Regions from separate parts of the Mus musculus genome. Here regions 1 and 3 are each linked to region 2. The links are chromatin loops, found by intact Hi-C in ENCODE. Cell type or tissue: heart. All regions are shown on one strand.

What was found. A loop is a pair of places that touch in the nucleus more often than their neighbours do. Peaks named below come from ENCODE experiments on the same cell type or tissue, not always from the same donor. Only the 100,000 strongest peaks of a DNase experiment are listed, where the experiment ranks them.
Region 1: a loop joins it to region 2, with 7 times the contacts of the local background. A loop is called at or near these places in 22 of 42 quality-filtered maps.
Region 3: a loop joins it to region 2, with 2.2 times the contacts of the local background. A loop is called at or near these places in 3 of 42 quality-filtered maps.

Annotation. Positions count from the first base shown.
Region 1 is chr16:84,954,172-84,956,671 of GRCm38, forward strand. App (amyloid beta (A4) precursor protein) reads right to left here. Exons shown (of 18, transcript NM_001198823.1): 18 at 265-1,261. The coding sequence ends at 1,160. Among named protein-coding and RNA genes, the nearest start is that of Gm10791, 17 kb to the right of the region's middle. In heart, no CTCF peak of the experiment used is centred here; a DNase peak (open chromatin) is centred at 1,470; H3K4me3 peaks cover 287 bases; H3K27ac peaks cover 251 bases.
Region 2 is chr16:85,170,864-85,173,363 of GRCm38, forward strand. All of the region lies in intron 1 of App (amyloid beta (A4) precursor protein), which reads right to left. Among named protein-coding and RNA genes, the nearest start is that of App, 1.6 kb to the right of the region's middle. In heart, CTCF peaks have their summits at 1,288 and 2,142; DNase peaks (open chromatin) are centred at 1,308, 1,728 and 2,278; H3K4me3 peaks cover 2,348 bases; H3K27ac peaks cover 1,530 bases.
Region 3 is chr16:85,545,396-85,547,895 of GRCm38, forward strand. All of the region lies in intron 1 of Cyyr1 (cysteine and tyrosine-rich protein 1), which reads right to left. Among named protein-coding and RNA genes, the nearest start is that of Cyyr1, 3.7 kb to the right of the region's middle. In heart, no CTCF peak of the experiment used is centred here; a DNase peak (open chromatin) is centred at 1,326; H3K27ac peaks cover 261 bases.

The DNA.
Region 1 (2,500 bases), 220 kb before region 2:
GTGTGAGTGACCAGATGAGGTGTTCTCACGGGTCTAGATGACTAAGCAATAAACTCTCACCATACAATCATACCAGTCTAAGGTATTCCTATGAAAACACAATTTTATACAAACCCTCAGGGGTGTCTCAGGGTGCCCTCTCTTCCCTCTTACTCTCTTCCTGGCTTTTCATTCTCTGTCAGTATTATTAAACGAAGCGCCTTGGGTTGATAAATGCAGGGATCTTGCCTTTTCCCTCCCACACAATCACCCTTCAAAGAAACGTCTTGCCTGGAGTTATTTTATTTAATTTATTTATGTAATACAGTGTAGAAAGCTATCATGGCATAAGCAATGATTCTGTACAATCATCCTGCAGAAAATTAATTTTTGGAGAATTCTTGGTAATTGGAGACCAGCAGAACACTCCCTCCCCCCACCCGTAAAAGTGCTTATGATGAACAGGGATAATTTTTTTTTAATTTTTTTTTATCAAAGATCCAAAGATACATGGACAAAAAAAATGTTCAAATTCTCAATGCCTAATGTGTGCACATAAAACAGGCACAAAGAAATCAATGTGTATCCTCTTATTCCTATATCACAAAGAGAGCAGAAGCAGCAATCTGTACAGTAAGATGCAGTCATGGAAAAAGAATTTTCTAAGTCATTTGGAATACTTAAAAAAATGTTCAAAATGCATAGTGATCAGGAAAAGAATACGTAGGAGAAGCAGCTAGACGCCCACGTTCACAAGAAGCATCCCCCATCGATTTTTAAAGCATATTTCAAGTAGGAGTTTTTTCCGGGCCACAAACCACAAGAATAATATACAACGGGCTAAGGGGCTATGTATGTGATAAATAATTAGGAGAGAATCTATTCATGCACTAGTTTGATACAGCTAATTTTTTTTTTTACAGTACACAAAACCCATGAATCATGTAATGTAGAGACCAGAATGTAAAGAGAGAAAGCGAGAATACATTACTGATTTGTATATTAATTCAAGTTCAGGCATCTACTTGTGTTACAGCACAGCTGTCAAAAGCCGAGGGTGAGTAAATAAACGGAAGGGTTTGTTTCTTTCCACGTTATTTTATAAATGAACACCGATGGGTAGTGAAGCAATGGTTTCGCTGTCCAAGTTCAGAGGCCGCTGCTGTGGCGCGGGTGGGGCTTAGTTCTGCATTTGCTCAAAGAACTTGTAAGTTGGATTCTCATATCCGTTCTGCTGCATCTTGGAGAGATGGCGCTCCTCTGGGGTCACGGCGGCGTCGACCTAGAAAGCAGGTACAGAGATCCGGGTTTAAAATAGACCGAGGACTTTAAAGGAGCACAGTACTCGTAGGCAGTAACAGGACACGGTGTGCAGTTCTTTTCTTTGCCCCCAAAGTACTTAACAACCGTGATTTATCAGCTTTAGCCCCAACTTCTGACACCACGTGGCAGAGCCAATGGCTTACGCCGATGCTGCATCTGGCCACTAGGTGGTGCTGAAATTCTTGAGGCGAGTACTCGGGTCTGCACAGGGCACATTGGCTGAAACAGCCAGCACTGGAGTTTGTGGGATGGTGAAGGAGAAAGAACATCTCACAAAGCCGCACTGTGAATGACTGTGAGTGACGCTTAGATCTGTGCAGAATATAACACTCCGCTTTGTGGGGCCCCAGGTATCTGCTGCCATTTCGAAGTACATTTATCTCTGTAGAAATGTTAATGAGAGTTTTGAGAGCCTATTAAATAAAAGATACACACACACACACACATGTATGTATATGTCTTTTATTATATATATACATATATATATATATATATATGTATATATATACACACATACACATATAAAAGGGGTATAAATAAAGGTAACATATATGGATGTATGTGTGTGTCTGTGTGTGTGTGAGTGTATGTATATAAAAGGTGTATTACCAGGGGTAGGGTATAGGGGACTTTTGGGATAGCATTTGAAGTGTAAATGAAAAAATTATCTAATAAAAATTTGAAAAAAGGGGGGTATTACTTGACACAAAAAGGGAAACTGTATAGACACACTATCCTAATTATACATACATACATACATACATACATACATACATACATACATATCTGTCTGTCTGTCGATCCATCCTTCCATCCACTCATCCATCCATCCACCCACCTACCCATTCATCCTACACATACAGGATTTGTAGTCCTGGGGGTTGCATTCAGGCCTCATTTCCGCCAGGCCAGAGCTCTACAGCAGGCTTCAGCTGTAAGATCAGGTCGGCACGGTAAACATAATCTGCCTCAGCCATTGTCACGGAGAGCCGGGCAGGTGTTAGTCTCTGCAGACTGTGCGGGGCACACATCTCTCTACAGTAGCTAATGGCTTTTCTTGTTTCTATATTTGTCCTACCTCTCCCAGTGAGGAGAAGAGGAGGTGCTTGCTTGAGTCTGCTGGATTAATATGAGCTCCAAGCCTCTGTAAAGCCGCGTTGGAAGACGAGAGGACTCTGTCCGTATGCACATAGCATAA
Region 2 (2,500 bases):
TCCCGATGGATCCCTGTCAAAAAAAGAATGTCAGCTTCGCTGTTCTATGAGTAGGCTTCTACCATCAGAGAGGCACTACCGGGCAGCAGTCGCAGACAGTGAAGGAGCCACCACTACCGAGGCAAGTTGATAGTTATCAGCTCTATACAAGCAAACAAGATGAGTCCATCACGGTTTGCTAAACGCATGCCTCTGTTCAACATACCAGGAAAATAAAACCAAACCAGGAAATGCCGACGCCCTGGAAGACGAGGCCCCAGCATCAGTACCCTGGAGGCCCCAGCATCAGCACCCTCGAGACCCCAGCATCAGTACCCTCATGGCCCCATCATCAGCACCCTCCATCACACGGGTTCTTTTTGCAGAGCCACCTGCAGCAGACGGATTTTCTGTGATTTACAAAACGCAGCCAACTCATAATTCTGTGGCTTCAGTGGACGCAGAACTGCAAAGTGTGTCAAACCTCATCAGGATGAATTACCTATCCTTCCAGTGACTCACCAAAGGCACGAATGTAGTGCTCCCAGTAACCCTTTAAAGGTGATGATAACTGCAGGAGCATCTCCAAATGTTCGGCAGAAAAAGGATATGCAATCGCACAAGCCAAAACATAAATCCAGTTCATCTTGGCCTACACTGTGACTCTTTTTATACAAGTTAAAAAAAATGCTCAAGAAAAGTAAAATGCTCCAAAAATTAAAGTTATTCCTTTAATTACTTAGTCGTGTTTCTGCACAGCAAAACAATTAGAAAAACCGAATGACTATACAATTAAATTCTTAGGTCGTCAGAGAAATCAGAATTCCCTTGATTAAATGGCTTTGAAAAAAAAAAATGGAACACTAAATTCTTAAGACTCTTCGAAGACCTGTTTTAACCAGTCTGAGGTGACTTACAGATTCTGAAGCCACTTGTGGGTTAAAAAAAAAAAAAAAATTCAGAGGGGCTAAAAGTTCAATGACCTTGTAAATTAAGAGCTAAAAAAAATTAAATAAATAAAAACTCATACTAGTGTGATAGCCTAGCCAATCCCCACAAAATTGCAGGAAAACACTCGCCCGGAAATTGCTTTTTGGGAAAATTCCTATGAGGTAGAGGGGAAAGAGGAGGACGACGAGGAAGGGCTATTAGCAAATGCTTAGATGGTGAAGAGGGTACAAATGAAGAGAAATAAAACCAGCTGCCACGCAAACAACTTCCAGGCATCTCTGGATAAAAAGGAAAACAAGCCTTGTGCTGCATGCTGGAGAGTTGGATGAATGGGGAAGACTTGTTATACACCTAGTGGTGGGTGGATTTCACAGGCTGCAGCCTCCACACAGCTTTTCTTTGCTGCACTGCAGAGGCGCCATCTTCTCCGTCTTAATCTTCACCCTATTCAATCCTTTTATCTGCACCCCTTTTTTTTTTTTTTTAAAAAAAAAAGGAACCCTGAGGACCCTCCCCAGCATCCTGTGTCCCCCCCAGGGTGACTAAGCTAGAGTTCCCAAATCTGCCCCATAGGAGGCCGCACCTTAATCAGACAAACGCCTCCTTTGATGCCCTGGAGCCTCAGCCTCCCCACCACCAGGCACTGCCCTTCCCAGACGCACGCCTCACTCCCGGCTCGCTCTCTCTCTCTCTCTCTCTCTCTCTCTCTCTCTCTCTCTCTCTCTCTCTCTCTCTCTCTCTCTCAGGACTTTGCAGTCCCTCACAGGATTGCCAGTAGGTGGTGGTGATGCGGGGGTGGGAGACCGCGGGGCCCTAGCAGCACCTCTAGGCCCTCGGGGGCAGACGCGCAGCTCGGGGAAAGGAACGGCGGTGGCGCACCAACTACCAGGGCTCCGCCACCGCGCCCTGGACGGCGAGGGCGGGGTGTCGCGGCTTTTGTTCCCGGGGACCTTCTCAGACTCAGGGAGAAACTGGAGGTGCACTGAAGAGTCCTGGACGTCCAGGTTGAGGGACGGTGCCGGGTGGCCGCACTTTCCGATCCCTCCCATCACTTGGAACTTACACAAAAGGGAGACACGAAAATGCACAAAGTTTGCAAAAGGAAGGCGGCGGTGCGCGACCCCGCACCGACTCGGGAGAGGGTCGCTGCGCAGGCAGCCGCCGCCCGCGGCCGCCAGGAGCAAAGCCCAGCTTCGCAGTCAAGACAGGCGGGGGTGGGAAGGGAGTGTGAGCCAGGCGCTCCCCAGCATCCAGAGCTGCCCCCATTCCAACCCAGGACCCCAAGGAAGGGGAAGGGCGGCGATTTCCTCGCAGGGCACTGAATCCTGAGACGCTACGCTTTCGGTTTTCCACACGTGTCCCTTCCCCCTCGAACTGGGTGTCTCTCGCATCCCGGAGTCCAGCTCTCAACGCAGGGAGGAGTCAGGGTCTGCGTTCAGGCTCGTCCCCTCGCCTTCCAGCCCTAGGCTGGCACGGATATGGGGACCCCAGCGCCCTAACCCATTCCCTCTTCATCGCTCGGGCAGCGCGTCCCCGGGCAGGGTTGGGCCAGAGCCGCCGAAGCGCAGGG
Region 3 (2,500 bases), 370 kb after region 2:
TAATGCTTTTTCTTATGTTATTTTTCCCTCCATAATTAGACTTCTTAAACACACAATTACAGAATTGACTCTGCATACTGTTGCTCTACTAGGCTTAGAAGGCAATGAGCTGGTGAGAGAAAATGTCCATATAAATAACTTGTAAATTGACAGTTTACCTGATATCATACTGAGGAATCAATAAACAACGTGAAGCAGGGAATTTCTGATTAAAAGGATGTGTTGGACCCGTCATGACCATGCTGCTTTTCAGTATGTAATTTTCAACAAGAGAATTTATACAAAAATATTTAATAAGACTCACACTGACCTTAAACAACTCTTTGCTCTTCCTAATGATTTATTTTTACATAAATACAGTACAGTATTTATTTTTACAGTATACGGTTACTACTGAGCTCTAAGAAGCAGTATAAACTAGTGTATGTGGTTCAGGTACATATTTAAAAAGCATTCTACCCCTGCAATATACATTCTGTACCCGAGAACTTCAAAATGAGCCACTTCCAGCTCAACTCCTGAAAGTAATGGGGATTGTATGCTATAAATTATATGAAGTTTTTATTCCTAACAGAGCTAAGATATTGAAAGTACAAGATATTATATTTATGGACACATGTTATTTTATTGCTTTTTGTTTTTTAAAGCAAACCTTCGTGAGCTTATAAACCAGGTCTTCCTAAGACGCGATCCAAATAGAGCAGAGGCCGTCTGACTTTGTTAATTAATATGGTTCTCGTGGAACAAGTGAGAAAGGTCATATTTTCTTTCTCTTCATCTTATTTCTGTATCACAGATAAACAAAATGAACTTTAAAAATTTCCACTTGACTGGAGAGGGAAATTATTTTTGTTATTCTACTTAAATCCACACGAGAAATGTGATCGATCATATAGCTCCAAGAAAGAAGCTACAACACCAACAACAGTATTTTCAAGAAAATACATCACTGTTTGTTTGTCTGGTTGGTGTAGCCCAGGCTGGACTGGATATCTGAATGCTGAAGATGTCCTTTAACCCCAGATCTCTTGACTTTACCCTCTGCACATTGAGGTATATGGCACCTCTTCCAGCTAGGGCACCGAAATTGTTTAGGCTTCCTATGCTGTTAGTGTCCTTTGTGAATTCCTTCAGCTTGATTTTTGTTGTTGTTGTTGTTCAATCGATTCAGGTATCTAGACAAGTCAGCTCTCTGCAGAGCTTAGCAGGGCTATGCTGCTGTTTTGTTCTTAATAGCTATCGAGATCATGAAGTGAAGATCCCATTACTCCTGGTGCTGGCTGGGAGCCCTGACTTCCAATTAAGCTTCCCAGGAACTGAATGATTCAACTGCCCCATTGCACTCCTTACTGTTACTACTGACATGAGGACACCGTGTTATCAAAACACTGAGAGTCAGCTTTACAGGAAACCAAGCCCTAACGTTTCTAGCCACGAAGCAGGGTAATTCCTGCAGCAAACATCCACGTTACACACAGTTCATTGTTTTTATGGTATTTTCTAGCACTGCTGTCTGCTTCCCAGAATTGACGAATGTCCTCACAATCAAAGCCCTTCCTTCAACCAGACCCCCAAGCTAACGGTGCTATCATAGTCAATTTTTCTCATATGAGAATAATCTGGTGGAGATCACAGTGCATACCATATTGGGCTGTTTTTCCTTTGTGAAACAATGGAACAGTCTAGTTGCCCTTGAAAAATAATAAACAACTATTCCTAATATCCAAATTAATATCCCTGAAAACGAAGTCAGACTGTCTTCAAGTACTTTTTCATGAAAGGTGTGATCTGGAAGGTTCCCCCAGCATCCTGCCCACCCAACTTCAGGAGTGTGGAGTACAGGAGCACAGGATAGCTCTATCTGGCTTGAATCCCTTGCTTAGAAATGGCTTCTGCTAGCTATAGCCGAAGCTGAGAGGAAGAAAAGAAGGGTCTGAGACCCCGAAGGTAAAACCTTGATCGAATCCTGTCTTTGTAGCCTGCAGTGGGAGTTGTACAATAATGTAAAACTTCATTTGGATCTCCTTCCAAAAGTTACTAAAAAAAAACAAAACAAAACGCCCTAAAAACCAAAAGCCAAAACCAAAAAGACACAAAAAACCCCCCAATGTATTAAGCCTAGAAGAAATTACTATTTGTTTAACTTTGCTGAACCAAACAGAACATGAATGTATTACATTTGTTTTGTGCAATATAACTAGGCCATGGTCAATGTATCCACTTAAGAGATTTTCTGTGTTGTGAAATCACTTATTAGAATTCACTTATTAGAGTGTCCGGGCGTTTAACCACAACACGTGTGTCCATCATGTCTCAGTTCCAACCAAACTGAGCTATCCATTGCTGAGATTACCCATTTTACCACGCAGCATATGTGAATTCTATATCCTAAAGTTTTCTTGGTCCAGGGCTTTCCTAGTTTCTAAATGTCTCGGTCTTGCTTGCTTTCCTCATTCAGATTTCGTAAGTTATTGCCTGAATTTGGCTGAGCTCTTCTGTG